Regions from separate parts of the Mus musculus genome. Here all the other regions are linked to region 1. The links are chromatin loops, found by intact Hi-C in ENCODE. Cell type or tissue: left cerebral cortex. All regions are shown on one strand. Links, peaks and the distances in the headings refer to the core of each region. The heading gives the core; the rest is flanking DNA.

Evidence for each region. Peaks named below come from ENCODE experiments on the same cell type or tissue, not always from the same donor. Only the 100,000 strongest peaks of a DNase experiment are listed, where the experiment ranks them.
Region 2: it touches region 1 in a loop (4-fold over the local background); 8 of 42 quality-filtered maps call a loop at or near these places.
Region 3: it touches region 1 in a loop (4-fold over the local background); 5 of 42 quality-filtered maps call a loop at or near these places.
Region 4: a loop joins it to region 1, with 5 times the contacts of the local background. A loop is called at or near these places in 2 of 42 quality-filtered maps.
Region 5: it touches region 1 in a loop (4-fold over the local background); 8 of 42 quality-filtered maps call a loop at or near these places.

The regions. Positions count from the first base shown.
Region 1 is chr11:31,681,209-31,687,363 of GRCm38, reverse strand. No RefSeq gene overlaps it. Among named protein-coding and RNA genes, the nearest start is that of Bod1, 12 kb to the right of the region's middle. In left cerebral cortex, for the core only: no CTCF peak of the experiment used is centred there; DNase peaks (open chromatin) are centred at 1,143, 1,632, 1,790 and 3,031; H3K27ac peaks cover 2,580 bases.
Region 2 is chr11:31,761,126-31,767,280 of GRCm38, reverse strand. No RefSeq gene overlaps it. Among named protein-coding and RNA genes, the nearest start is that of Gm39674, 13 kb to the right of the region's middle. In left cerebral cortex, for the core only: no CTCF peak of the experiment used is centred there; a DNase peak (open chromatin) is centred at 3,244; H3K27ac peaks cover 1,543 bases.
Region 3 is chr11:31,741,828-31,747,982 of GRCm38, reverse strand. No RefSeq gene overlaps it. Among named protein-coding and RNA genes, the nearest start is that of Gm39674, 6.4 kb to the left of the region's middle. In left cerebral cortex, for the core only: CTCF peaks have their summits at 2,691, 3,808 and 4,011; DNase peaks (open chromatin) are centred at 2,767 and 5,240; H3K27ac peaks cover 1,809 bases.
Region 4 is chr11:31,814,107-31,820,261 of GRCm38, reverse strand. The region is part of intron 1 of D630024D03Rik (RIKEN cDNA D630024D03 gene); the gene reads left to right. Among named protein-coding and RNA genes, the nearest start is that of D630024D03Rik, 7.4 kb to the left of the region's middle. In left cerebral cortex, for the core only: a CTCF peak has its summit at 3,585; DNase peaks (open chromatin) are centred at 2,036 and 3,973; H3K27ac peaks cover 2,127 bases.
Region 5 is chr11:31,748,706-31,754,860 of GRCm38, reverse strand. It overlaps Gm39674 (a long non-coding RNA gene), which reads left to right and starts at 3,565. Exons shown (of 3, transcript XR_872342.3): 1 at 3,565-3,603; 2 at 4,560-5,046; 3 at 5,175-5,408. In left cerebral cortex, for the core only: a CTCF peak has its summit at 3,064; DNase peaks (open chromatin) are centred at 819 and 1,018; H3K27ac peaks cover 1,215 bases.

The sequences.
Region 1 (6,155 bases), core at 509-5,508:
CATTCTGTGAAGAACGGCTTCCCGGCTCAGAAGCAAATGGTGCAGAGCTTCAGCACAGAACCAAGCGCTTTCTTTATTCCCTGCTTGCTTTGCTGCATAGGTTACTAACAGATACACACATACTCAGGGTGAGTTCTACAAATGAAACATTTTTCTGCTTAGATGAAGACTTTGTGGGATTTGCTAGCAATTGAACCCAGGGCCTGGCACATGCCACATCTCAGCCCTCATTAAGGACATTCATAACTGACCCTGGCATGTGTGTGCTCGCAAGTGTGTGCCAGCAGAGAGACCTCAATTACTGCACAGTGCTCTGACATCACTTCCTGTTACTACTAAAATGCCAGCAGTTTTGTTCACTAGCAGAGCAAATACCAACAAGATGAAAACTGTAAATAACACCCCAGAGGCAGAAACCTAGTTGTGTCTTTTAGGAGACTTGAAGGGGTCTGGTGTTCCCCTGGATATGCCTATCACAAATGGAGAAACGTTACTCAAAGGGAATGGACCAGTTTCTGCACCTCCTGAAGCCTGACTGTGGGCAAATGTGATCGATCACTCATGGTGTGGTGAGCGCTGGAGATACTGACATGCTTTGGGCTGCAAACCTTGGCAGAGCCTTCACAATGTAGGAAACTTTTGAAAATGGATCCTGATTGTTGAGGAGCTGCTCAGCAAGAAAGGGAAGCTGAACCTTTATGTTTTGAGCTGCACAAGGGTGGGGGTGGCTCCTAACAAACCAAGACTTTTGGAGACTCTCCAAAAAATAACGATATTCACATCAGGATAGTATCAGGCATGTCATTGAGTGTTCATACTGTATAAAACTGAAGCTCAGAGTTCATCTATAGTAACATATCTCATTGTCTCCACAAGCCTGTGAAATACGGATAATTTGCTCAGAGAAGTTGAGAAACTTGCTCAAGGACACACAGCAAATCCATAGGGAAAGTCAATATAATCTAGGCTTGTCTGGTTCCTAAGACAACATTGGTTCTCTCTTCCCTCCCTACGTCAGGAGAAAGAACACCAGCCTGGCACCTTTGCTCAGACCTCAGATTTTGTCTGGGATACGGCTGGGGGAGCTCCATTCCCTCCCGGCAGTCTTCCAGAGCTCTGCCTCCACTCTGAGACACACTCCCACCCACCACAGGCCCAGTCCTATGGTTGTGCCTGAGCAGTGACCAGACTCTGATGGGAGTCTAGTCATCTTTGGTCCACAATAAAACCGGGTGATCCTGCGGTGTCCTCTGTGCTCTGCTGTGTTCGTCCACTTAGACAACCTCCACAGCCTGCTGATCCCTTCCCAAGGCTGGGGGCTCTCACATCTAGAGCAGGCAAGGACCTTGGTTCCTGCTTTTGCTCTTGGAGCTTCACGTCTGGTCCCTGTAAAATGGGGACATGAGCACGCCACCTCAAAGGGTCGTTGTGTCACATTAAGGTGATGCTTAGAAGTGCCAGGCCGCAGGAGAAACTGAGTCAATGAGCACAGCTCCTGCTAATTTTGCCATTTTAAGCCCATGGAGTAGCTTGAAACAGTATGCAGATATGCACCTTTTTGATTTTCCTGTAGACAGGTCTATTCCTGGAGGCTCACTCCCACTGGGCCTTCTGTGTATGCTCTGTGCCTCCCCTTTTTGATTTTACACAGCATCCCTAGGAGGGTTTCCTGATAAGGTAGACCATTCCTTTCTACTAGACACCTGGAAAGCATCTTCCAGATGTGGCTGCTGTGTGTTGCAGCCTGCAAGAACTAACTGAAGCAATGGGAAGTGGGAAGTGAAGGAAAGACTGATCTGGAAACGCTGGGATCAGGTGGCCTGTGAGCTCAGATGGAGACACACCAGCAACAACCCACTTAGCACACATGCACAGCAAGACCAAGGAAGAGGCAGGTTAACTAGCCTATGTGGGAGGTCTGTGGGGGGGGGGAGCAGCCTCCATCCAGACTCACTCATCTGGAAGGAGGAATCTGCAGTTGAGAGTCTCTGCACACACTGATATTATTAGTTAAAGGCCAACCATCCGGTAATGTTCTACTTGGACCAGGGGAAGAATTTGCCATTCCTCTGACCCTGGCTAGGGGAAGGCCTTGTCATCTCTGTGGGTCTGAGGCACTGGGGTCCTTGACACGGCCCAGCCCGCGCTCATCTCAGAAATACACATTCATTCAGGATATCATTCACTCCCCACACCACACCCAATCTCCTCTTTTAAAATGGCTTCCTCTAGCCCACTCAGAGCCCAGTCTCAGTCAGGACTTGGGCCACGCCCTTGGCTGCACCCAGTTACTCTTGGAGGTCTGTCTCCAGAGCCTGGGGAGAAGAAACTCTCATTAGGAAGGGGGCTGCCGAGAGGGACGGCACTCCATTCTTTTCTCTTTCAATCATCTCGAAACCCAGAAGCCAAGGGAACTAAATGTATGCTCAAATCAGTCTGTGTGACACTGAATTGCTACCATTCTCTAAAGAAAAACAATCAGTGCAGACACCGCACCGTAGATCACACCCACAGCCCCTGTTGACCTAAAGTCCCTGAATTAAATTCCCCCAGTACTATTACATTACAGCTCAAAAGCCATCTAGTGTGGGGTGATTCATAAAGGAAAAGAAGCAAGATGTGGAGAAAGAGGTGGGAGAGAAAGAGGGAGGAAAGGAAGGAATAAAGAAGAGGAGAGAAGAGGAAAGGAAAGGGGAGGAGAGAGGAAGAGGAAAACGGATAAGAGAAGGAGAGGGAGAGGAGAAAGAAGAAAAATGGACCAGGAAGTGAAAGGAAGTCAGAGGAAACAGAGGAGGCAGAGATGGGGTGAGGGGAGGGGGCAGGGAGGAGGAGAGGGACGGTGGCTTGTGCTCTGGGAAGGGAGGTGGCTTAAAATAAAATGGGTTTGACATCAGATGGGGCACATAAATAGGGCTCTTTTTGCAAACACAAATTCTGTTTTCTAATCTAAAAAGAGATTGCTCTGCCACACACACCTCCTCTCTATGCCTGCCTCACCCAAGATGTAGGCACACTTGGCTTCATCAGATGTAAAAGACAAGTGGCACCTATTCCAAACTCTGCCAGGCGAATCTCCACAGAAATCTGGCAACAGGGACAAACCCTAAATAGAGGCAAGCTAGGCAAGCCAGGAATACTTAACATAGTGTACATACACTGTCATTGTGAGGCACACAGCAACCTCGTCTTGGTGTTTATAAACATGAAATGGTCTTCAATTCTGTCTTAGTTAGGGTTTTACTGCTGTGAACAGACACCATGACAAAGGCAAGTCTTATAAAAAAACAACATTTAATTGGAGCTGGCTTACAGGTTCAGAGGTTCAGTCCATTATCATCAAGTTGGGAGCATGGCAGTATCCAGGCAGGCATGGCGCAGGAGGAGTTGAGAGTTCTATGTCTTCATCCAAAGGCTGCTAGTAGAAGACTGACTTCCAGGCAACTAGGGTGAGGATCTTATACCCACACGCACAGTGCCACACCCATTCCAACCAGGTCACACCTATTCCAACAAGGCCACACCTTCAAATGGTGCCACTCCCTGGTCCAAGGATATACAAACCATCACAAATACCATCAGGACTCCGTGGCTAACCTTAGAACTACCCAGATTTCAGACACTCTTGGGCCAGCCTCCATATGCAATAATGTGGCAAGGAGTGTTAATAACAGAAACTCTCATGTTTCACAAGCATTCTGAGTATTTATTATTATCAGACCTGCCTTAGCAAACTGCATCTGACCATGTCCACACCTATAGTATATGTTCTGGTATGTTCTGGTCATTTCTCTGTGATTCAACATTATGTGTTTATTCTGTGCCTGTTAACAAGTCCCCTAAAAACACTGATATCCCCAGGGCCAGAGAGATTTTTCATTGTAATCAGCATAGATCCTTGTATTTATCAAATTAGCTCAAATGAATGAATGAATGAGACATTCAATGCCTAAATTCTTAGCTCCCTTTCCACATAATGGAATTTCATAATTCATATTTCTACTAAAATGTCCCTGGCTGCCAGACTCCATGAGTCTTGCCAGTATGGCCATGGGATGATGGCTGGACCCCTAGGAAAGCTGTAGGACTCTGATGGTCATAGCTTGACCAGGAAAGGCTTGGCCATATATGTGAGCTTTTCCTAGGAGACTGGAGAATGGGCCCACTACTGAAGTCATCTGGCCACAGCTTAGCCAGACTCAGCCTGGGAAAGCCAGCAGCAGCATGCACTCTCAGAAGGCAACAGGAGAGATTAGCCTCCAGAAATGCATGGCTGAAGGTTGGGGAGTCACCTACTGCTATGGTTTGACTGTGAACCCAGAATTCATATGTTGGAAACATTCTCCAAGTCCGTCTGTTTATGATTTTAGAAGTGGGGCTATCCTGGTTTGGTTTCTCCTGTTGATGTGATTAAAAAAAAAAAAAAAAAAAAAACAAGGACCAAAAACAACTTGGGGAGGAATGTGTTTCTTCTTACAGGTTATGGTCCATCATCAAGGGAGGTCAGGGTGGAAGCTCTAGGCAGGAGCCTGAAGCAGAAATCAACGTAGAAACACTGCTCACTGGCTTGCTCTCTCTGGTTTGCTGTCTTAGGGTTTCTATTACTCATAGAAACTGACCATGACTGTAAACAACGTGGAGAGGAAAGGATTTATTTCAGCGTACAGCTCTCAGATCATCCTCCATTGCTGGAGGACGTCAGGGCAGGACTCACACAGGGCAGGAACTGAGGCGGGAGCTGACACAGAGGCCATGATGAGGCTGCTGTCAGGCTTGCTCCTCATGAGTTTCTCAGCCTGCTTTATCTTAGCACTCAGGACCACCATCTCAGGGGTGACACCACCCATGCACAGTGAATTGAATCCTCTCATATTAATCAAGAAAGTATACCACAGGCTTGCCCACAAGCCAATTAATTGGGTGGGAGGCATTTTCTCAATTGAAATTTCTCAATGTTCTAAAATGGCCCTAGCTTGGGTCAAGTTGGCATAAAAGTGCCAGCATACTGGCTCAGTTACCCTTTTCATACAATTCATGCCTACCTGCCAAGAGTTAGCACTGCCCACAGTGGGCTGGGACCTACATAAATTAGAAATCAAGGAAACGTCCCATAGGTGTGTCCACAGCCCCATCTGATGCAGGCGATTCCTCAGTCGAGAGTCCCTCTTCCCAAGTATTTCTAGCTTTGTGTCAAGTTGATAGGGGCCTTTATTGAAGAGGTCACTTGTAAGGGCGGGTCCTCCAGGATGGGCAGTACTGTGGCTACTTTCCTTGGGACCTTTCCCTCAGGGCCCAGTGTGGCCAGTATCTTGTTATTTAGGTCCCAGCTCCCATGGCACCTCCCAGGAGAGGCCTTTCCAGATGCATCTGTGCATCTGTTTATCTCCCTGGCACAACGTTGAAGTGGACTTGGCTTGTTGGCATTGGGGTTGCTGCTGACTGGAAAACTCCAAGGAGGAAGACTGATGGTTTGTATGTGCTCAGCCCAGGGAGTGGCACTATTGGAAGGTGTGGCCCTGTTGGAGTAGGTGTGTCACTGTGGGTGTGGGCTTTAATACTCTCATCCTAGCTGCCTGGAAGCCAGTATTCTGCTAGCAGCCTTCAGATAAAGACATAGAACTCTCAGCTTCTCCTGTACCATGCCTGCCTGGATGCTGCCAAGCTCTAGCTTTGATGATAATGGACTGAACTTCTGAACCTATAACCCAGCCTCAACTAAATATTGTCCTTTATAAGACTTGCCTTGGTCATGGTATCTGTTCACAGCAGTAAAACCCTAACTAAGACAACTATACCACTCTTCCTTTCGGGGCAAGCTCTGTGCACAGGGCAGTGCATGCCAGGCACTGGATAGGTATGCATGAGTGAGTTTGTGGGTGGTTACACACATTCGGTTGAGTGTAGAGTTCACAGCTTCCCAAGGACCAATCACTACCAAGTCAAGTGTTGTGGGAGACTAAGCTCTGACTATATGACTTTATATACAAGATCTTGCTGTACCTACCACCCAAACCCTGAGAAGTCACATGACAATTCTATACGTAAGGAGGCCATTCAGGGAAGCTAAGCAGTGTGGTCAGGGCCCTAGGGGAGACAGGTGCATGCAATTTAGCCTGTTCCTTTCTAGCTACTTAATAAATAAATAAATAAATAAATCT
Region 2 (6,155 bases), core at 449-5,448, 80 kb before region 1:
TGCCTCTGTTTCTTCATCTGAAAAAATGAAGGCAACGGTGAAAGCATCTCTGGTGAACGTGAAGCATTGTTATGACATTGTAAAAGGACAACTTAGCAAACCAGAGCCTCGTCTATTCCATTAGAACGCATGTTTTAAAAGGTATCATACAGTGTATTTCTTTAAACAAATGAATAACGTCCTTGGGAGGCTGAGGCAGGAGGATTGCCATTGTTTCAAGGCTTTCCTGCACAACAAAGGCAAATGGCAGGCTAGCCTGGGCTACAGAGCAAGACCAGTCTCAAATAAAAAGTAAATAAACCAAAATTTCAACATTGTCAGTGTCTAATGTATGAATTCATTTTCACTTAGCTTCCTCCTGCTGAGGTGAGTCTGGGCAGTATTAACAGACCTCACAGTTACAGGTTGTTCTGAGGTACATTGGAAGGGGAGGTGCCGGGAAAGAGGAAGAGAAAGAATTCCTAGGGAACTTCAGACCATGGGATTCACCGCAAGGGCAGCCAGTAGGCCTGTCAGGTCAGCATCCAGGAACATGGCGGAACTGAACACAGGAGGAGGATGGGGGACTTGGAACATGGCATTTTCCCCAGAGAGTTTGCAGGTGACGGGGTTCTAAGCCTCTAACCCAAATTCTCCCTTTATGGCCTGTGGTTCCCCGGCACTGTTCTGAGATGGTGCCATTAACAAGGGCCAAAAGCTACTTAGCCTATGAAGGTAAAGCCGAGATAGGACAAGTCCCCAGGTCCCCGGCTGCCTTCCAGCTCCTCTCAGGAGCAGCTCAGGTTTCTGGCCCCAGTGAATGACTTACTAACTGGAGCCTCTCCAAGCCTATCCAGTTGCACTCCCAGTTGCTGCCAGTCAGGGGCTCTTGAGGAGGTCAGTCTTGGGGCTCTCTCCTGTCTGCCACCCACCCCGTTTGAAGTAGATCCAGGGGAACCCTGAATTTGCCAGTAGCTTTTGTTATTTCATTTTGCTTTTATTTCTACTCTGTTACTTGAGCAAATCACTGAGCCTCTTCCAAGCCTCAATCTTCCTATTAGTGTGGGATAAAAAGATACCAGAGGACGGAGGGAACTGAGTCACAGTGGTTTGCCCCATTCTTGTTCTTGGCTAGCTTGCGGTAAGAGCTTTGTAAACATTGGCTACTCTGATCAATCATGCCCACCCCTGATGGTTAAGGTGTGTGTCCCTCTGAGATAGAATTCCTTGTTCAATTGGAAAAGGTTGTCTTTGTCAAACCTCAATGGAGTAGGGAAATGGCGTATTGTCCATTCAGTTCTTCAAGATTTGGGCTTTGGGTCCAGATTAGTGATTTCTTCTGGATCACTGGCTGGTGGCGATGCTGAATAGAACCCAGGCCTTTGAGTGCCCATTCCTGCCATTGCTCTCTCTAGTGTCTTCGCATACACCTGACCCCGTTGTGCTGAGGACCACACCCACACACAGAACAGAGAATCATGCACGCAGCTGCTTTTATTTTTCTTTGTCCTACTCTCCTGCAATGCATTGTGGGAAACTCCTCTCTGCTCCAGGAAGAACCTGAGCCAATTAACATGTTTCTTGCTTTTTAATGTCAAAAAACCACATCATCATGGCTTCCTCTCCAAATATTTGGTTTGCCCTTAAACTTTAGCTCTGAGCCTCAGTCATGGCTGCTTTTCTTCCGTTCAAAGGAGAACAGAAAAAACATGTCATCCCCCCTGCCCCTCCACACGCACACATTCTCTCTCCCTCTCTGTCTCTCTCTCTCTCCCTCCCTCCGTCTCTCTCTCTCTCTTAGTGTGTGTGTGTGTACATGTTTGCAATGTGCATTGTGTGCACACATGCATGTGTATGTGAAAACCAAGGCAGGTATGTATGGACTGGGACCTCATCTCTGGACCAGAAAGACCAGAGTTCAAGGGCCAGCTCTGCCTCAAGCTGCCTTTGAGACCTTGGATTTCCCTGGACCCTCTCATTTGGGATAATTCTACTACCCTGGGCTCTGTCAGATATGAAATGATTGGCAGTCCCTGTCTGACATAGTGTCGGTTACCATGAGAAAATTTCCCTTGGTGGCATTTAAGGAAGGTCCAATCCCCCTGTATTTCCAGCTTTCTGTTATCAGGACAAGGTACCTGAGCTAATCAGCAGAGGTTTCCCTGCATGGCAACGGAAATATCTCAGGAAATGCAACAAATGGACTCTCAAAAGGATCTCGGAGCTGGCTAGAGATGCCAGGTCTATTGTAATTAAAAGGCAAGTTCAGAGACTATGTCCCTTCACTTCTATTGCTGTGATGAAACACTAAGACCAAAATAAGAATTTATTTCAGCTTGCAGATCCATCACTGGGGGTAGCCAAGGCTGGAACCTGGAGTCAGGAACTGAAGTAAAGGCCGTGGTGGAATGAACGCTGCTTGGTCCTCATGGCTTGCTCAGGCTGCTTTCTCGTACAGCCCAGGACTGCCTGCTTGGAGGCAGTGCTGCCCCCAGTGGGATGGGTCATCCTCTATCAATTAGCAATCAAGAAAATGCCCCACAGACTTGCCTGTGGGCGACTTGATAGACAGAAGTGTTTCCTCAGGGGAGGCTCTTCTTTGCATCCAACTCTAGCTTGTGTCAAACTGACAAAAACTAGTCAGGGCAGCAGTAAAGCCAAGCCAAGTCAGGATGGGTTCATTATAAGGCTCGTGTGAGCTATCTGGAGGAGGCTGTGTTGGTGCTTACCACAGATATCCCCTCCACCTCCTGAACCTGCAACAAGGCCTCACAGCCAGCAAAGTGGCAGTTCTTCACCCAGACCTGGAAGAGAAGCCACGATGGGCCCTTGGCATGGCAGATGCAGAGACTCTCAGGAGTGCAGAGCTCAGCTGGTTTTGCCAGGACAACTGGTTCAGTGCTCTGGGCCCCTTTCTTCTCTCTCTTTCCTGCTTTGATAAGAAACTTCTGAAATGAACAGCTTTATTCAAACTGAGGGTCTGGCACCAGATGTGTACGCTGAGGGCATATCATAACTGCCCCCAGGTATAGTTGAGGAGCAGGTTTTTTATTATCCTACCTGACGTGTAATGATATCTGATTTTAAAGCTAAGAAGTGTTTATTTCTGGAATCTTCCATCCACTAATTTTGGACTGTGGTTCACCATGAGTAAGCCAACTCCTATAAAAGGAAAACAGGCGAGAAGGGGAAGCAACTAGGACAAGAATAGTGACTGTGAGCATCAAAGGCCCCGACAGGGACCTCTTGTGTATGTTCACTTGAAAGAGCAGATGACTGAGGAGATTTCAAACTTAAGTCTACCTGACTCTTTGCCCATAGCAACCTACATACCCACACATCTACCCTGCTGGCTTCAAGTGCCAACTGCTGATCCCCAGGGATCCCACAGTGTTATTCATAGAGGGCATCTGAGGACTGCTGGAGCAATCCCAGAGAGCTTCCTAGAGGAGGTGGGCCTGGAGCCTCCCAGGATGAAAGACTAGGATTCTGTATTTGTGGCTGGATCTGCTGCTCTAGCAATGATAGTGGGTCAAGTACTCTAGTCATCACTAGAACCTGGGGGAAAGAGACAGACCTCAGAGAGAGATTATAAACTCTCAATGCACAGATCAGGTGGGAGGCTCCAGTTTCTGCCACTTACAAGCTGCCGGATGGGAATAAAGTCAGGCACTGCAGAGCACGATCGATGGTAGTAGGAATTGAATTAGAACACACAACACAATATATGCTCATAAATATGGCATGCTTTTAACGAAGACATTCATGAGAAATTGGGTACAAACCATTTTCGAGAACAATGTAGCCACTCAGAATTTTAAAAATGCACATACCTCTAGTCCAATGCTCCCCCTTCGAGAGCTTAGCCCTGGGGCTAGGGAGAGAGCTCAGTTGATAAAGCTTGAGAATCTGAGATCAAATCCACCACCTCCCTGTAAAAAACAAGCCAACCAACAAACAACAAAACCAAGCTCAGATGGCAGGGGTGGGGCAGAGGCTGGAAGACCATGCTCACTGGCTAGCCAATCGGTGAGTTCCAGATTCAGTGCGTGACCACGTCTCAAAAAAAAAAATAGTGGAGAAGCAATTGAGGAAGACAGCTGCGGTCCACCTTCCCTCCACATGCCAAATGCATGTCTACACATGTGCATAACCTCTATAATACTCACTAACACACACAAAAGAATTTAGTCCCTGCTCAGGCAAGGGTGCTGAGGGGGCAGATCAGGGTGCTAACAGCAAAACCCTAGGAGAGGATCAACTCAAAGGTGTTGTCAGGGGACTGTCAAGTCCACCAATCAAAGCATCGGCCACAGAAGACAGTGATTGCATGAAGTTGTTCCAGGAGACATTCAGGGCACAGATACAGAATGAGGACCAAGATTTATTGTCATGCAAAAAAGCAAGTTGGTCAAGAACTGTATACATCTAAAGTCATCTGCATTTGTTTTTAAATAAAGGCTTAGAAATAGTCTAAAAAGATTCTTGAGCAACTCCTAGCAGTGACGGTTCTATGGCATGGCCTCTTAGCCAGGCCAGTTCTGCCATGCAGCTTCCCTGAGAGAGCTGGCCATTTCTGTGGCTATGGCAACAAACAAACAAACAAACAAACAAACAAAAAACAGTGGCAGGATCACTGGCATCTAGGGGCTAAGACACTTCCAAACATGGTAGCCCCAGCTTCCAAACACAGTAGCCCCAGCAGCAAAGAATCGTCTTGACCTCGAGTGTACCTTGACAGAGGCTAAGAACCTTCAGGCGGTTCAAAGAGGAGGAACAGGGTTGATCGTGGATATGAGACTATTTTAATCTCCTGTGTCTGTGGCTCCTGGAAGCAGCAAGAAGAAAGCCTTGCTCTGAGCAGTAAGATGTGAACTGCAGGCATGCAGCAGAGGCTCAACACCAGTCCTTGCTCTGAGCTGCTGTTTCTGCCTCTGCAGAAAGACCTGCAGAGACATCTCCTCATAGGGGCTGCCTGCCTCCGTACCTTACCTGTAGGTCACCCCACAGGGGCCACCTAGTGTGGCGGAGAATGTGTGGGAGCGCCTTCCCAAGCCCAGCGCCAGCAGAAGCAGGAAAGCATGTTGTACTCTGGGACCCTGGAATCTGCCTCCAAGAGGCAAGAGGCTGAAGTTCCAACATGGCTTCTTGGTAAATAGGTAAATATCCTGTAACAATGGGCCTGCTGAACACTAAACAGAGGTGTGCCCACCTGGGAACTATATATATGTGTAGAGGAGTTCCCATCTTGCCTCTTTCTAGAGAACAATCCCGTCTGCTGGGGAAAACACAGATTCTAAAATGATTGACAACGAAATCCATGCCTAAAATGTGGTGGTTTCAATGTGTCTTTCTGAAGTTCAAGTGCTATAAACTCACCCTGCCTCCCCACACCACCCCAAATTTATATGCCAGTATCATGGGAGGTGAGGTCTCTGGCAGACAATTAGTATCAGATGAGGGCCTGAGAGTGGTGCCAGCAAGACAGAACTGATGGCTTTAGAAGAAAGGGAAGAACCAGACTGTGTTTTCCCGTCTGTCATGAGGTGCCATGTACCATTCAGGAGGCAGCACAAGGCCTTCACCAGATGCCAGGTCAATTCTTAGACCACTCAGCTTCTGGACTGTGAGCCAAATAAACCTGTTCTTTTAGAATTACCAGACTCGGGTACTTTGTTACAGCAACAGAAAACGGACTAAGAAACAGGGATAGTTGCTACTGGCACCTTCCTGCACATGCATTTTATGCAACTTCATTCACAGATATTGCAAATGTCACTGTGGAAAGAGATGAGGGGTGGGGGGAATTAAGAGTCTCATAACTCTAGAGCCTGGCCATCTGCCTCTGGGTAACTCTGACAATTGAGTCCCTGACTAGCTTGGGAGGCAGCAACAATTACTACCAAAATACGCGTCTTCTGGCCTCCCACCCCCACCCGTGCACACACTGGTTATTCTTATGCTGAAGATGAAGGGTCCCTAGCTGCTTTTCAGAACTGGGGCACATCTGATAGAGACATTCTGAGTTTGGGTTGTCACATTCTTGCCTGAGAAAGAGTTCAGCAACTTCACTTCCCCTGCGAGCGGGGCCTTGAATTTGACTTTACAAGTTTCTGGCAGGCATGGTTAAGGTGGAGCAGCTAAATGTCCTATGCAGTACTTGAGACTTACTTACT
Region 3 (6,155 bases), core at 713-5,712, 60 kb before region 1:
GAAGATGAGAAGTACTTCCGGGGCAATGTTGTCACTTGCTGACAGGTGGTAATGCTGAGAAGCAGAGGGACAGATGAACGCCTGGTATATGGATGTATGTTAAGACCACAAAGCAAGTGATCTAGTATGTACACATGTTCACATGCCCATATGTCCTAATGAATGAGCACAGTGTTTCAGACCTTACAGGCATATGGACATGTGTACATATGGATCAGTCCCTGGGTTCCATGGTGCAGTGGAGTGACTTTGCTAATACACTGTACATTCCAGAGCCCCCAGAAGGCACGCTTTGAAGGATGCATGGTAGAACCGAGGGAAGTGCTAACACAAACAGCCAGAGACTCAGGGGATGATTTAGTCCTCAGTTAAAGATTTAATCCAGACCACCGATGTGCATTCCCACCCATCCCTTTTATCGGAGGTTAAAGTGTCTATGGAACCACACTGATGGAAATCCACAGGTGTCCATATTTTTGTATCTATCACATATGTAAATCTTAAATCGGATACCTAACCTATGATTGCATAAACACAATAGCTTTGAATAAGGCTAAGCTGTGGGTTTTTTCCCCCCTTGCATTAAGTGGATTTAAGGGTGAAAGTGTATGAATGGCAGGAGGCCTAGAGGGCCTAGCAATCCTGGAATGTAGGACGCATTGCTTCCAAAGGCCGAAGCATGTGGCAAAGCTGAAGGCAGTCCACCAGGTGAGGGAAGCCACAGCACTTGGTGACCTGAGGAAGGAGGTCAGTCATACTGACAGCAGCTGCTGCGTGCACATGTGTGCACAAGTGCATGAGCGGGTGAGAGTGGATCTCACATGCACACGTGCACCTTAACCTCAGAAGCCTAAGCAAACAGACCCTGGACTTTTGCAGATGTGGAGCCTCACTGACTGGCTGCCAGAGGCCCCGGGCCTTCTATCCCTGCCAGCCGGCAGTGTGGGGGCAGGTAGGTTATGGGGATGCAGAAAGGCTGAAGGAGCACCTCAGACCCTGTACCACCTAAGAGATGCTAAGACCCCAGGAGGCTTCGGAGAACACATGGGAAGTAGTGTTTGCAGTTTGCAGTTGCTTCTGTTGGGCAATGGGGCAGTTCCGGCCCCCAGCCACCTCCATACACACAAAGCACTGCCCTGCAAGAGAACCTCAGCAGTAAGTAGTTAGCCAGGAGCAGTTCTGCACTGGAGTCACCCCGACTTCTAGGCAGCCTGGGGAGGGGGATACCAAAGAGCAAAGACGGTAACAGCAAAGAGCAAGACATGTGACTTCCTGCAATAACCAGGCCACACCTACTAAAATACAAAGTACAAGCACCTTTTGATGAGGTAACCCCTTGCAGGGGGTATCGAAGTCTATGCCATTTACTAAATTGCAGCACCGTGCCTTGTGGTAAAGACCCGGGAAACAACCTTCACATGGCCATCAACACCTGGGAAACAGTGAAATAAATCCTGAGTCACCCACACAGTGGAAAAGTGTGTAGCTAATCAAAAAGGTTAACGGTGCAGTCATTGATCTTAATTAATGTCTTAGGAGTTTTTTAATTGAGACCAACAATAAAATAACACCAATAAAAGAATCCTACCTTTTAGTAAAAGATATAAAACAAAAAAACAAAAACGAAAAAACAAAAACAAAAAAACAAAACTAAAGCCGTATCTTTTGAGTGTGTCTGACTTTGGGAATTAATTGTATAATGACATGGGTAGGAGATTATTCTTCACATATATACACAACCCCCAAGGGTCCAACATAACTCTCTCCTTGTCAGCAGAATGACTGTGAAGCAGCATGCATTTATCAGGCCTCACACTTTGAATTTTGAGTTGGAATTTTCCTGGGCTTGCCATGTGAATGCTCATTGACGCTGACAGCAGAAATTTCCAACCAACCACACAGTCATGAGGGGAAATTGTTCACACAGTACCTGCTCTGGTGGCCTGAGCCTTGTTCCTGTTGGGTCAGGAGGATTAGCGCCCACAAGGAGTTCTACAGGTCCCACCAGGTCAAAAGGGGCGTGACAAGAGCGTGTGTATTCTCTCAGACTTAATCATTGTCTCCCCTTAGTTATGCAAATAAACGACCTTGGGCAATTTTACAGGGAGATTTAATAAGGAATGAGGTTAAAAGAAAGAAAAACATAAGAGTCCGGGTGCGGGTGGTGCAGCCGGGAAAGTGAGTCCCCAGGCTGAAACACAGAACAGCCGGTAGTAAGACAAAGCAAGGTAGAGAGAACAATTTTAGCTCCAGCCCAGGCCTGAATGCCTGGAGAGAATCGGCCCAGGGAAGACCCCTCAGCATCCCTCAAGGGGTCCCCAGGGGCAGATGAGTCACCAAGGAGCACCTGCAGAGCAGCAAGATCAGAGCACAGGAAGGCACAGAGCTGGAGGAGCCAGCCTGAAGAGTGGGAGCTTTTTCTCTCCCTGAGCATGTTCAAGTGAGCTCAGGACGCCCTGGTCATGGACGCCAAGTGCCCCGGAAGTACAAATAGGTGCTCCCATCCCCCTCCAGTGGGGAATGTTGGTGGAGTGATCCCCTGGCATTTTTTTAAGTCCTCAAACAAGCATGCACCTCAACATGTCTCCTTCAGGAGCTCCTGTAATCTGGTGCCAAGAGACATGTACGTGTATACAACACACTATCTACACAGTATAACGCATAAGAAAGCAGGGCTGTGTTCCTCCAATAGAGCACCACAGGAGGGAGAAAAGGCATCATGCATACTTGGACACTGGTAGGAGGGAGGTAAAATTGTTAGCATCCTACGTTCAGTCTTCCCTGCTCCTCCGTTTTCTGTGGGATTTTAGACTCAAAGTAACAGAATGTCCCATAATATCTGATAGTTCTCGAAGTGGAGAGTTAGTCACACTGGAGGTCGGATGAGGGCCCATATGCCGCATCCTGACCCCCACTGCGACACCTCTGGGAGAGCTACAGATCATAGCAGAAGCACCCATAGCAGCACAATGGCACAATGTGGACTTTAGTTAGCAGGAGCAGAGGGAGGCACTGGCCGGATGGCTCTCTTTGTTTGCAGGGTGGGCAAACAATGGCTTGAAAGAATATCTCAGCTAGTCATTACAATATACAATCAGGTTTCCTGTCTGAATCCAAACAGCCACTCTGACCTGTCTTCCCTCCACCACGGCACCTGGAGCTGGCTGTAGCTTTGTGCTCTCTCCTTGGGTGCTCTGCTTGGCCACAGTCCACACCCTTCTTTTTTGTGTGCCTGACACTGCAGCCTGTCCACACCGTGTTTTTCCACCAAGCTGGAGCCTCTCCCTCATCTGTGTGACCTGCCCTGTCCTGCAGGCATGCAGTTCTGATTCTGCCTCTAGGGAGTTGCCCTTTCAAAAAAAAAAAAAAAAAGTCTTAGGAGAGCAGGCCATACTCATACGCATACGCATGCGCAGGGGAGCAGGATGCACAGGGGAGCAGGACCTACCCATACGCATGCGCATGAGCATGTCCTTCCCTCCGTATTAACTAGAGCTGAGTAACTATGCTGCTTCATTACACTCAGAATTATGTCGGCAGATATTTTCCCTCTTAAAATTTCCTACATCTGTTTGGAAATAGGAATCTGTATCTACTGTTGTTAGCTGGGCCATTTCTGTAGCTCTTAACCTTTCCCCTTGAATCCGACATCCCTTCTCCAGGCAAAGACTCTGACCTGGCCATCCCCTTCGCTTGGGTGGTTGCCCATTCTTTCTGCATCTGGGAGACCAGAGCACTAACTAAGCTGTTGGCAGGAGAGGAGGCAGAGCTCTCCACCTGCTGTTAAACCCAAGCTCTACCCCATAAGAGGAATCACAGCTCTGGGGGCTGCCAAGCCACGCAGGACGCCCTGCTTCCTTACACTTTGTTTTTTCAGCCAGGTGGGGAAAAAGCACAACCCCCACCACTGTCCCATGCCAGCTTAGGCGTGGGGTACACTCTCATTTCCTCCTCTACACTCTGGGAGACCAGTGAGACGAGGTGCTCCCTGTGAGCAGAAGTGTCCTTTAGTCTTTAGACGGCACATTACCTGCTTCATGGGGGTTGGAGGGGGCGTACATACCATTCCCTGCCAGTAGAGACAGTGCTAGGCTTCCATACAACTGGCTATAATCTTCTTCCTCCTCTCATGGGACTAGGCCTTCTAGCACTGGGAACAGGACCCTGTGACACAAAACCTCTTGAGTTACTGTTAATTAACTCTACATCTAGACAGGTATTGTGTTTCAAATGGACAATTTGCTCCTTATGTACTCATATCTGTAATATCTATCCATCCATCCATCCATCCATCCATCCACCCATCCATCCACGTTCAACCTCTGTCTGCCCTCTACCCATCTATCCATCCCTCCACCTTCCATCCATCTTCCATCTGTTTATCTTCTACCTATCAATCTATTCACACATCCTTCCTTTCATCCATTCATCCACCCATCCACTACTCGCTCCACCGTCCATTTATCTTCTACCTAGCTCTCTGGATGCTCATCTAGAGTTAGATATCTGATCAAGTATCTTCACTGCCACCTGCCCAACAGGTGTTGGAGAAAAAATGGACAGCGAAATCACACGGGACCTCTGACCTCTGTACGGCTGACCCCCTGTTTGGTAGAGGACACTCGTAAATTGATTACTACAAATGAACAGAACGTGTCTGTCAACTGTGACAAGGGCAGTGTGAGATAAATCAGCTGCAGTAGGAAAGCTTAGAAAGGGGGTTTGATCCTGCTGTGAAGGACAAGTTCTGCCCGGCAAACAAGAGCAGGCAGCACTGAAGGAAGGAGGGTGAAGCTCCAGTGAGCAGCTGTAGAGCATAGAAGCTGTACCCTGGAGACCTTGGCCAAGACAAGCAGCATTGGACCTCTGACCTGGATCCCAAATGTTTCTTTTTCATTGTGTGCACAGACATGCTCAGTGGTATGTATGTCTTATGAGAGCCTTTTCTCATTCCTGGTGCCCTAGATTTCCAGTTATGTAGGACACGGGGTTAGCACTGCCATGCACAAACACCCATATGCAAGGAGTCATGGAGACCTGGGTTTCTGGGTTGCTCTCCCCAGCACAGGAGGGCCGCACCCAGTATCAGCCCTCACAGCTGTGTACCGCACGCCCTGTATTTCTTTGTTATGATTTTTTTCTCTGTGCTGAAAATTGAACATGCGGCCTCACATATGCTGGGCAAACATTACAGTAACCATGCCCCATGCCAGACTTTTTTCTCTTATGTCCCATATTAAGTCGCTCATGACTGGTGAGTGGTGTTGCTTTCTCAGAGAAGTGAGATAATCCCAGCATGTTTAAAGGTAGCTTTTCCCACTCACACACTTAGAGAGATGAAGCCCAGTCATGATGCCACAGTGTAAAAGCACCATGGAAGCCTATCTCTCCTTCATGCTGGCCTGCCTCACATCTTGGGACTCAAAGGGACCTGAGAGGCCTCAGACAGCTGGCTGACTTAGCTGCCCATAGCTTCCAAAGGGGCTGCCTCTATTTGAAGAAAGAGCCATTGAGGCAAAGGGGACTGTGACCTTGGCAGCATTGTCCAGCTGGGCCCTGAAGACTCGGTAGAGCTGTCCAACCATCAACAGCCCCTACACAAAGCCTCTGATGACCCAGCAGTCAGAGGTGACCCCCAGAGGTCACCAGCTTCTGGCCAAAGAGAAGGAGCACAGATCTGTTAACCCTTTCCCATGGACCACCCAGGAAAGTGAGGGAGCTCTGAGCTCAGAAAGACAACCTCAAGGCCCACTGGGAATTTATCCCAGGCCTTTGGGGTCAGGCTTAGATTCATGTGTAAGCATCTGAGGCCATGTGGCTGACATTTGACTGTCCCGTGCATCTTTGCTTAGCCTTCAGAGTGACCCTCTGAAAGCAATACCATTAATATCCCCAGTTAGAGGGGAAGGGAGGCTCAGGGACGTAAAGTGTCTTGCCCAAACTCACACACCATCTGAGTAGTAGTAGAACACACCTCTCTAGAGCCAATCAGCCATTTATCCCTTCAGTTGGTAACCAGAGGTTGCCACATGCCACATGTCAGCCATGTGCCATGTACTTGGACTACACAGATGAACAAAGCAGACAGAATCCTGCCATTATCGAGCTGATATCTGAATGCCATGGAGCTAGAACCTGTGCAATCACTGCTAAGC
Region 4 (6,155 bases), core at 558-5,557, 130 kb before region 1:
TGTCTTAGGGATTCTCTCACATCAACAAGAAATGCTTCCTTTTCCCCTCCTGCCTGGCGACTGGGCACTCTCCCCATCAGACAACATATCAAAATAAGTCAAAACTGAACAATGGGGAAGTTCTACTTCAGCCCATTCTGACAAACTACATTAAGTCATAACACCTGGTGTGTGAATCCATTGACAAGAACTTGGCAGAGAGCTGACAAGAGTGCTCATAGCCCTTGAACCAGGCTGGATGACCCGGAAGTAATTCCTGAGGGGCAGAACTGTCAGGTGTATGTTTGTTGTAGTGATGCCTGTGATAGCTCCAAATTGATAGCTGAGAAATCAAATGACAGGGAAGGGTGAGTGAGATCACAACACCTAGAAGCAGGATGATGTCATGCAGCCATTAGGAGTTATGGGAAAATTAGGCAATCGCAAGCATCAGGGGTGCTTGGACTGTGATGCTCAGTCACAAAGGTGGAAAGTACCAACTCTTCTTTCTACAAGTTCTCAAAAAACCCCTCTATTTCTGCCAGCCAGATCCCATCTTCATGATCCAGGCCTGTTCCATCCTCTCAGCTTGCTGGTCTTGTGAGCTAGAGTCTTAGTACACAGCGCTCGTTGGTGGAAATGTCCACATCTGGCTCTGTTCACATCTGTTCCCTGCTGCCTTGTACTTAATAAAGACGTGCTAAATTCGGGAGTCAAGGGAAGGAGTTCAGCTACTGTTCCAAGAACACTAAACAGCTGTACTTGTGACCAGCATAATTCTGCATGTATTATTTTGCATTATTTTATCCTGAAATAATATATGCGATTGATACCATTGCTATTCTGCTCGTATTCATGAAAACTGTAGCTCAGAGGATCTGTCAAGGGTTCAAGTCGGTCTAAGTCTGTGCACTTGTTAAAGGGAAGAGAGAAGATGGGATCTGAATCCAAGTCTGATCGGGTCCAATTGCTTTATTTCAAGCTGACTCTCTCACGTGCTCTCTCTCTCTCTCTCTCTCTCTCTCTCTCTCTCTGTGTGTGTGTGTGTGTGTGTGTGTGTGTGTGTGTGTGCACGCACATACTTGTACACCTATGACAATACTGAGAGGGAGAAAATGTGGCAAAGCAAAGCTTGATATATTTCTCTTGAGCAAGCAGGCAGATTTTCCCCTTTTGTATTTTTGTTTGTTTGTTTGTTTGTTTTTTGTTTTTTGTTTTTTTTTGAGACAGGGTTTCTCTGTATAGCCCTGGCTGTCCTGGAACTCACTTTGTAGACCAGGCTGGCCTCGAACTCAGAAATCAGCCTGCCTCTGCCTCCCAAGTGCTGGGATTAAAGGCGTGTGCCACCACACCCGGCTGTATTTCTTTAAGTGTTAGAGTATGCTGCAAAGAGAAATATCCAGCTAGGTTCCAAGGCTTTGTGGAATTCCCAGTAGCACTAAGTGTCTTAAAGGAAGAGAAGCCATGTTGGTCATTGTGGTTTGAATAGGTTTGGCCCCCATAGACTCATGTGCTTGACTGCTTGGCCATAAGGAGTGGCATTATTAGGAGATGTGGTCTTGTTTGAGTAGGTATGGCCTTGTTGGAGGAAGTTTGTCACTGTGGGGATAGGCTCTGACATCTCCTATGTTCAAGCTCTGCCCAGTGTGGAATCAGAGTCTCCTCCTGGCTGCTTTCAAGATGCAGAACTCTCCGCTCTCTCCAGCACCATGTCTGCTTGCACGCTGCCATGCTTCTCCCCATGGTGATAATGGACTGAACCTCTGAAACTGTAAGCCAGCCTAATTAAATGTTTTCCTTTATACGAGTTACATTGGTCATGGTGTCCCTTCACAGCAATGAAACTGTACCTAAGACAGCCATTTAATCCCCTTTCTGTCTTCTTGTCAGGGCCCAAGAGGACATTCAGTCCCAAGACGTGTTCATGGGCAAAGCTTGCCAATGTTGCAAGAAGCGGCTGCTGTAAGCAGGCAGGCTGCAGACCTTTGCACACGGCACTGCCTCTCATAGGCAGGCAACTTAAGTGCTCACTGCCTATGGGAAGCTGTGCTGTGCTGTCTGGAGCTGGCTGAGGCAAGGCACGTGAGCTTGAGTGGAGCACGTGCAGGGCCACTGTCATTATGGAAATCCTGACTCTGAAGGCTAATTCTGCGTCTAAATGAGTTGAAATGAAATGCAAAGAACACATCCATCACTCCAGTTCACCCTTGTTCAGCCTCGCATCTCATTACTGTGCTACTCTGCCTATGTATTATGAATTAATATATTTAATAAATTCTGTAATTATCTTGTGAACAGTGCACAATTATATTGCTTTGTGCTTTGTTTTCAGTATTGGAAGCAAATATTTGGTAAATGTAAATGTTTATAATTGGATTTAATTTTCCAAAACTTTGCTTAAGCATGCTTTTTTTAAAAAAATAAAAAATTCTTCTTTTAAAAATCCTCAAAACTTGAAGATCCCCAGACTCTTCAGATTTTGAGAAATGGAGACCCAGGATCCAAGCTTGCCCGGGACATGTGGGAAGGATCTTACTCTCTATATAGAAAATCAAATGAAAAGAGGAAATCTGAAAAGAAGATGTAAGATATAAAGCCTTGTTCCAAAGGCAGTGGGGAACTTCTATTTAAAAACCCACTTCTTCCCTAAACCCCACAGAAATGATCATGAGTTGGAAGCGGGGATACATTTATAAAGACAAAGAACATGAAGGTGTGGCTGTGTCAGGAAACCTCTGTAAAGGGAGAAGCAGGTGGCTGAATAGTAATGTGTTTGCCAACTGGAGGAAGCAGTCACCTAAGAGAAAAGCCAGAGTTGTCCAGAATTTGACAGGAGTTAGGAGTGCCAATGGTTGTGTGCCAGGGTGAGGAGTAGGAGACAACAGAAAGGGCAGAGGAACAGGAGGAACCACCAGCAGCAGCAGCAGCAGCAGCACCCACAGTACATCCCAGTCACCACTGCAGTAGCAGCAGCCCCCACAGTACCACCATAGTCACCACTACTGCCAGCTCAGCCATAATGGCTGCAGGTTAGACCCCTAAGACCACCAGTAGCTCTACCACCACTACTACCAGCTCACCACCACCACTGTCACCAAAACCATCATTGCTGCTGGTCCCATCAGTATTACCCCCATCAGTATCAACACCACTCAGACATCACTCCTTCACCCTGACTGGGACTCCAATCACATGTCCCTTCCCTGTCATAATAAGATCCAGGGTGCTCTTCCTTGGGGAAGGTGAATTAGTGGTACTAGGTGCCGTGCTGCATAGGAGCTATAAAGTACAAAGCTGTATTTCACAGGACTATATAGAGTGAAAGTATCCCCACCAGCTGCTAGGGGAATAGACTCCAGGCAGGAACCTGAACAACTCCTTAGTAGGGAAACTAACAAGAACAAACCTAGCTCACCATGTTTTAACCCAGTAGTGAGACTGGTCAACCAACATGCCCACCCAGGAGGCTGTAGACAGCTTCTCCACCTCCAATTAGAAACCTCAGCCAAAGTCAGTAGATAATCACAGCCTCCATCAGCAGCTCCACAACAATGAGGAAGCAGATGCGGAACCCAAAGGTGACACCGAGGATTTGGGGAACAAAAGAAATCTCCCAAGGAAACAGCCACCTAGCTGCCTGGGTCAGGAATGCAGAAGGCTGGCTGTTATATGTGGCCCAGGGTTGCATCTCAATGTTTAGGCCAAAGATATGAAACATTAAAGACAAGTCTTCACCATGTGGGGCTCTGGGCAAGCTGTGTTTTCATGACATCCCTGGATCTAAAAGAAAATGAATGATGTTTTTGTAGTAAGTGGTTGCTGGGGCCCTCTTTCAATTTATAGCAAAGTCATATATCAACTGTGAGTGTGCCTGTGCATAAGTGACAGAATCTCACCACTGCAATGCTCCAGACCGTAAAGCAACAGCGTGCGTGTGTGGGTGAATTGTGGGCTGGGGAGAAATCTCCATGCCGGCTTAGTTGCTGGGGTGGCTCCATGCGTAGGAAGAACTCTTTGCAGAATGGCAAAATTCCTTGGGTTCTGAGCAACAGGGAACTTTAAAACAGAAAAAAGATCCACTATGTACTTGCAAAATGCTAGCTTGACTACTTTCCGTACTCAAACCCTCTGAGGCGGAGTTCAGAGTTAGCTCTAATCTCTTTTAGTTACTCATCTGAGAGACCAACGGATCCTCTTCACTTAGAACCTCAAGAAGACTCTCATTTGCATAATTACAATTTCCATTCTGAGTAACTGGAATGTGCACGGAGAGGAAAGGAAGGCGTGTGTGCTCCTGCCTCCCCTGGGTGCAGGCTCAGGGCGAAGAGAGAGGCTCCTTCCTCTCCTCTCTCGTCCTTAGGGCCACTCTGGTCCTCTAGGTAGTATAGCTGTGGTACACATGATACACATTTGTCCTTTAACCTACATGAAAGGAGAGGCCATGGACGTGTAGGTCAGAGAGGAGATGTGATCTTACAGTTTCAAAGAATCACATTGGTTGTTATTTGGGATATAAATTGTTTAGAGGTGAGTTTAAGTCAAAGACAGGGAAAATACTTATTAGGTACCAGTTATTAGCACAGGTTGGCTATCAGGGCTTAAAACAGTATGGCAGTCCTAGGACTGGATGAATAGATTCGAGGTATGGTGTAAAGGCTGACCAGGCAGGTTTTGTTGGTGTGTTGACTGTGAAATATGAGAGGAATAGAAAATAAAAATGGCACTAGGGTTTTTGTTGAAGCAATGGGAATCTCAGTTGCTAGGTGTGGTGGTCTGAATAGGCTTTGCCCAAGGAATGGCACTATTAGGAAGTGTGGCCATGTTGGAGTGGGCGTGGCCTTGTTGGAAGAAGTGTGTCACTGTGGGGGTGGGCTTTGAGACCCTCCTCCTAGCCATGTGGGAGCCAGTCTTCTCCTGTCTGTCTTTGGATCAAGGTATAGAACTTTCAGCTCCTCCAGCTCCATGTCTGACTGGATACTGTCATGCTCTCGTCTTGATGAAAATGGATTAAACCACTGAACCTGTAAGCCAGCCCCAATTAAATGTCCTTTATAAGAGTTGCTTTGGTCCTGGTGTCTCTTCATAGCAATGGAAACCCTAACTAAGACACTGGGTACAGGCTATTTATTTTGTGTATGCTAGACTCACCTATTGGAATGTTGAGTTAGACATCCTGTGACAGCGTGGAGTAGGAGGACGATATTGAGTCCAGACTGAAGGGATGGCCAGGTGGAGTCGGGACTGTTCTGGATGCATTTGTGGTAGGGGATGCCAGAAGGCTGGCTGGGGTCTCAAGGATGAGTGGGAAGAGAAAGGAGGTCATTGCACCTTGAAGTACAGAGGGCAGGCAGGCAGGGGACAGGCCACAGAGGAGACTGAGGTACTTGGAGGGGAAAAGAAAGTCAAATAAGTGCTGTCCCTGGGGACAGGTGACGGCAGCATCTCAAGGAAGAATGATCAGTTGTGATAGCTGAGGCGTGCTAGGTAACAGGAAGTCACTTCAGGGTTAGAAAAGGAACTTGACTTGGCTGGGACAAGACCAAGCTTACAGGCTTCTTCCTTTTGGAGTAGGAGCCACTGGCTCTTTAAAGCCCCGCTAGCCCCGCTTGCTCTGCTTATTCCAACAGCTGTTAATTTAGCACTGGAGATAACAATAGGGAATATTTCACCTTCATCCTGTGTGTACCATGTGCAATTGTAGGGGTTCCCGTGAGTACCCTACAGGACACTCAACAGCCACCGCAAGAGACAGGAAGACTCGTTCACATTCATGTGGGAATCCAGGATGTAGCACAGGCTTCTCATCCTGGAGGTCTGGATCCGTCCCTCCCTTTCTCCATCATTCCTTCTCCCCCTCCTCTCTCTCTCTCTCTCTCTCTCTCTCTCTCTCTCTCTCTCTGTCTGTCTGTCTGTCTCTTTTATATAAAAGATGGTAAAAATAGCCTCCTCTAATACCTAGTCTGCCATAATGATGGTCTCAAAATGTGGTGTGTTTGCTGGCGTTCCCCATGCAGTGCCCAACCTGCAGACCTTCATCTTGCCACCATCAACCCCCAGGCAGCTCCTCCTCACTCCCTTTGCCCAACTCTGCAGCAGTTGCCACTCCATTTTCTGTCTTCATGAATCTAGTTTAGAGACTTCATTTAAGTTGGAACAATGAGGTTTTATCTTTATTG
Region 5 (6,155 bases), core at 462-5,461, 68 kb before region 1:
CCCGTTCTGTCACTCCAGCAATCCTTGGGTGCCTTCTTTGGTCTTTTACAAGCTTGTTTTCTTCTCTGTGACAAGCTAGTGATTTCGTCCTTGTTACAAGACTGGCAAGAAGACCCAATGAAGTGTTCTCGGTGACACCTAAGGTGACAACTACCTTTAAAAGCTCTCCACTTAGCATCTGCTCAGAGCCCACCTGGAGATACAAAAGCTTTGAAGCTGTCCCAGCTGCTCCCATGTAGTGGGGGATGAGGGGGAGGCGCTCAATAGTCTCCTTTATATTCTACAAAGGAGAAGAGCCAAGCTGTGATTTCATTGTCTCCCCAAATCTCAGGGACTGGAGGCCTAACCGTCAAGGTCATATGTTGACTGAATTTGGAGTTAAGGTCACAAGGGGGTAATTAAAGTTAAACAAGCTCAGGAGGATGGAAGACTTGTGGTGTCATGGGCAGCTGGATGAAAGAGAGAGAGAGAGAGAGAGAGAGAGAGAGAGAGAGAGAGAGAGAGAGAGAGAAATTGAGAGAGAGAGAGAGAGATGAGCTAGTATAGCTGCTCTGCCTCCCTTGTTAGGATATGCAGGAAGAATCCTTATTTGATGCCTGATCTCTGAAGTCCTAGTCTCCAAATCTACTTGTTTTCTATAATGATTACCCAGTCTTGGGCATTTCGTTAGCAATAGAAAAAGAACTAAAGCAGCTATTCCTATGTTGGCTTGAAAATAGCTCCTTCCAAATTGGGTAATTTCCTTTGACAGTAGCTAAGGCAACTGGCCCACAGGATGGGGGCTATCTGACAGCATCATCCCGAGGGCTGGTGCAAGGGCTGACTCACTAATGAGTATAAATGCCACACAGTAGGACTTTAGCACCTCATGCAAGGGCAAGGGCGAACTGCAGGTCTCCACTTCCTCACAGGGATGCACGAATTGAGCGAGAGTGGGTCAGGGGTAGACAGGCATCCCTGGGAAATGGGTGAAGGCTGGTGTTAGAAGCAAGTGGGAGGGCTCTGCTTGGACTGTTCTCAGGGGCTCTCACAGCCTCTCTGTGACCACCCCGCCTTGCTGTGGAGGCAGAAGGAGCTGGCATTGCCATGGTAACCAAGCAGCATCAACTTCCAACTCACCTCTGAATTTTCTATAGCAACAAGAGCCCCTGATAACACATCTGGAAAGCAAGAGCCCTGAGTGGGAAATTATGCCAGGGATCTGCAGAGAGCTGGGGAGGAGTGGCCTTCTCTTTTATGCTTAATAAAAAAGCATAAGCAAAACCTCATTCAGGCCCAAGAGAAAACAATGCTACCAAGATGGAGGACAGGGATACTGTTTCTATGACATTCAGACACTACCAAGACTCAGGCTCTTGTTAGACAGTAGAACCAGGAGCTGAGAAGACTGTAATGATGGATCTGGTTATCAGTGGGTAGGTCTGGACAGTGGAGGTGATGTGGAATAGTTGGGTAGTGTAGGATCTAGCCCACAACTGCACCATCAAGAGATCCCTGAGCAGTGGGCATGGTCGCACAAAGAGGGCTGCAGCAGTGCTGCACTGTACAACCATGTCAGTGGCTGTTGACATGTGGGCCATAGAAAGTCTGGAGGTGGCTGGCCGGCTGTCCACATATCACAGCTAGTTACAGCACCCTTGGTTTTCGTCCACTAGATACCATCAGGATCCCCTGAACTGTGACGAACACAAATGTATTCTCAGAGGATGAACCTACTTCATCTTGAGAGCCACTGTGTGGTTGTGGTGGTAGCAGCTGTGGTGTGTGTGTGTGTGTGTGTGTGTGTGTGTGTGTGTGTGTGTGTGTGAATGGGAGTGTGTTATGTATGTGTGCATGTGAATATGTTTGTGAGTGAGTGTGTGTGTTGTGAGTGTTTATGAGTGTGTGTGTGAATGTGTGTGAGTGTGAGTGTTGTAAGTGTGTGTGTGTGAGAGAGAGTGTTGTAAGAGTGAGTGTTGTGTGTGTATGAGTGTGTGTGAGTGTGTGTAAGTGGTGTGAGTGTATGTGAATTGTGTGTATGAGTATGTATGAGTGTGTATGAGTGTGTGTAAGTATGTGAGAGTGTGAGTGGTGTGAGTGAGTGAGTGTGTGTGTGGTGAGTGTGTGTGAGTGGGTGAATGTGTGTGAATGGGAGTGTGTTATGTGTGTGTGCATGTGAATATGTGTGTGAGTGTGTATGTGTGTGTTGTGAGTGTGTGTGAATGTGTATGAGTGTGCGAGTGTGGGAATATGTGAGTGTTGTGTGTGTGAGAGTGAATGTTGTAAGTGTGAGTGTTGTGTGTGTGTGAGTGTTGTGAGTGTGGGTGTATGTGTATGAGTGTGTATGAGTGTGTGTGAGTGTGTGAGTATGTGAGAGAGTGTGAGTGGTGTGAATGAGTGTGTGTGTGTGTGTGTGTGTGTGTGTGTGTGTGTGTGTGTATGACTGGCTTGTTGGAAAAAGCAGAGGTAAGCTTAAACAACAGAAACAGAGGAAAGGGTATAAGGATATTAGTTAATATCGTTGTTGCTTCTCTGGCCCCCTCAATCCTGTTCTGGTCTGTGAGGCTGAGAGACTGTTTTCTTATCATTAGTATTGATTCCACACCTGCCCAGAGAGGGTGGCAATTAGCTCAGCCTGGCTCTCATGGTCATTCTTAGTGAGAGGGAGGCAGAATTCCCAGCCCACAGAAGCTGGAGGAGCAGTGGATGAAGTGGGGGGAAGCCAAAGTTGTCATTCCCCAGGGTAGCCAGATGCCCAGGACTCCAGAAAGAGGGTTGTGTGGGGTCAGCAGTGGATTCACCTTCATCAGAAGAACAAATACAATCAGAGGGATGGAGAGGACCTCAAACTCAAACCTCTGAAGGAGACAGAATAGAGATGGGCTCCTTGCTTAAAAGGGATGCCAGGAGTCTTGTTTACACTGCATTCTCCTTAGCATGGGGAAGTGAACTGTGCAGTTAATAGAGGTGACAGTTAAGGTTCTGTGTCAGCTAGAGGGGGCAGGCGTGGGGATGAGATTAACGTTAAAATGGACAAACACTGAAAAAACCTCACGTACCCTTCATAGTGTGGGTAGACCTCATCTAGTGGTTGAAAGTGGCAGCTGTGTTTGGTGGCTCATGCCTTTTAATTCCAATGCCTGAGAGGCAGAGGCAGGCAGACCTCTTGTGAGTTTCTGGCCAATCTGGTCAACATAGTAAGTTCCAGGACAGATGATACTACATAGAAAGACCATGTCTAACTAAACAAACAAACAAACAAACAAACAAACAAACAAATCCCCTGATGGTTGAAGAAGGCCCCTTAGAACAAAGGAGAAATCTCCAGCGTCAGCTAGCTGTCCTGAGTCTGCAGCTGCTGGTCCATCCTGCAGAATCTAGATCTCTTGTTATGGTTTGCCTGTGCTCAGCCCAGGGAGTGGCACTATTAGAAGGTGTGGCCCTGTTGGAGTAGGTGTGTCACTGTGGGTGTGGGCTTTATGACCCTCATCCTAGCTGCCCAGAGGTCAGTTTTCCACTAGCAGCCTTCAGATGAAGATGTAAACTCTCAGCTCCTTCTGCACCATGCCTGCTTAGAGCTGCCATGTTCCTGCCTTGATGATAATGGACTGAGCCTCTGAACCTGTAAGCCAGCCCCAACTAAATGTTGTCCTTTATAAGACTTGCCTCAGTCATGGTGTCTGTTCATAGCAGTAAAGCCCTATCTAAGACAACTCCCCACCCTCCAGCATTATAAGCCACTCTCTCTGTGTACAGCTATGTTCTGGGCTCACAAGGATAAGAATTCCACAGACTTCAACTTGCCACTTCCTGACTAAACACTAAACAGGACATAAATGAATTCAACCTCTATGTTTCTTGTAGGTGGAAGAAAACAAAAAACAAAACAAAACACCAGAAAGCAAAGAAAGTGGCGATCTCTAAGAGCACTGGGTGAGGTCTTGGAGTCAGACACAGGGAATGCTGGAATGCTACCCAGAGGCAATGGATTTACATAAGATCTGGGCTGCAGTGAGGCATGGCTCAGTCTGAGTCCCAGTTGAGTTGACTGGGCAAGTGGGGTACAGCATGAAGGTCTGACCTGCAGAGCAGCAATAAATTGAATCATTGGGAACTGGGGCAGCTGAGGGAGGGGTCAGGAGATAGAGATCCAGTCTGTCAGCTAAACAGCTAGGAAGGACCCCAGGAACAGAGAGGACTAGAAGGTTCCAGCGAACAGTGATGCATTCTTAATAGGATGTGCTTGGATGTGCATTAGTCCTTTGCTGTTCACAGAGGAGAGACGTCTGGAGCCCTGAATAACTGACAGTCCCTGATATAAAATGGCTGCCATCACACATGAGGTGACAAAGTCCTTTCATATAGGTCTTTGCATTCCTAACACATAAATAGCATGCAAATGGTTACAGTTTAGAAGAGGATGTCCAGAAAAGATCCGTCCACGTCTTCTATTTTAAACCTGTAATTCGTTGCCTCTGTGGAGGTGGAAACTGAAGATACGCAGGCAGACCATAGTGCATCAGTCTGTCAACAGGTCAATAAAATGAATTGGTTGAGTACCATTATCCTTAATCTTGCAGATGGGGGAAACTGAGGAAAGGCATGGGTGATGGAAAGTAGACTTCACAACTGCTTGCTCGCTGGCCCCATGATGTCCTGACACCAGATTCTGGACTCCTGGAGGCTGCATGTGAAGCCCAGCACGGTCAGTGACAGCTATGCCTGGTACAAGTGTTGTATAAAGGATACCAAGCATCCACTGGGCTTCCGGGCACCTTCCTTTCAGACTAGAGGTTCTGGGTTCCAACAGCATACACAGGAGGACAACCATCAGAGACCATGGACAGGGCCAGATCACATGCCCTGGAAAGACGCTAGGGTCTGGCTGCTGAACTATCGCTTATGAATTTAGAAGGACTTTGACAAACTACTCAACCCTTTACTGTTCAGCAACCTCATTCAAGATGTTCTTGATGATCAGGCAGGTCGATGTCTGATTTGACCTGATCTCATTGATGACTGGTCCCTACTGTGTGGGCCTCAAGCACAGACCAGGCTGCTACTGTGGTAGGTGTGCATCTAGCCCTTGTCTAGGCTCACAAACTCTTTAGTTGCCAAGTGATGAGTGAGATGGGAGAGTCCTTGGTTATAACTTTGTTACAACTTTTTCTCTGACTCTCTGGTTTCTGGCATAGTGGCTTCTGAGAGCCCCGGGGCTTGGCCAGTATCCCCAGCCTTTTGGGATGAAGAACAGACTGGAGGCTGGACTGTCCCAACAGCTTCAAAATGAGGCTGATCACCAACCAGGACAGCCAACAAGGCAGGTCTACTGTGTTAGAATGGTTAGCCCCACTGCCTACCCTCTGTGAAAATTAGAGACTGAGCTAATTACCAATGGTCAGAGGTATAATCAATCACTCTTGCCCGTGAAATGAGCCAGTGTAGTGCTGGGGGGCTGGGGAGGTGGAGGTCCTCACCCCTCCTCCAGTCCGGACCTATGATTTTTTTTTCCAGTCTGGCTGCCACAGAGGAGATGACTGGGAGAGAGTAAATGACAGATCTGCTTATTGCATGAACACAGGAGCTCTGAGCAGGGTGTCTTGCTCTAGAATCTGGACTACAGGTCTGAGAGGAGCGTAAGACCCTTTGTCCACCCCCTACTCCTTTATCTGGGCATCAGGTACTCATCTTATGGGTTAAGTTCTTATCTATGGCGTCTCCCATGCCATTCAGCCTAACTTGATTTCACAGTCACGGTGGCCAGTGAGAGATGCTTGCTGTTTGGGAAGGGATTTCCAGGTGGCTGCCCTGACCTTGTTCCTGTAACCCAGGAAGACTCCACTTCACCAGGAGCCTTGAGGCCCAGGATATCTGGCTGGAGGTCCTATCTCCAGTTAGTAATGGTACCAACCTTGACCACTTGAGTGTCTCCAAGGTTCTGGCTTGCCAAAGTAGTGCAGGCTTCTTCTAGTCACGTTGTCCAGGAAACTGGTTTGGGCCTTTTCCTGCCTCTGCTTCTCTCTCACCAATCATTTCAGTGGTGTGCCAAGCACTCCCCAGCCACTGTAGCTCTCTCTCTGCCCTGTGATCTTGCATTCATAGCTTTCCTGTGGACAGCCGGGCAGCGGTTAGGAGTTTAAGGCTTACACAGTCCCTAAGGGCTGAGGAAGGCTTCG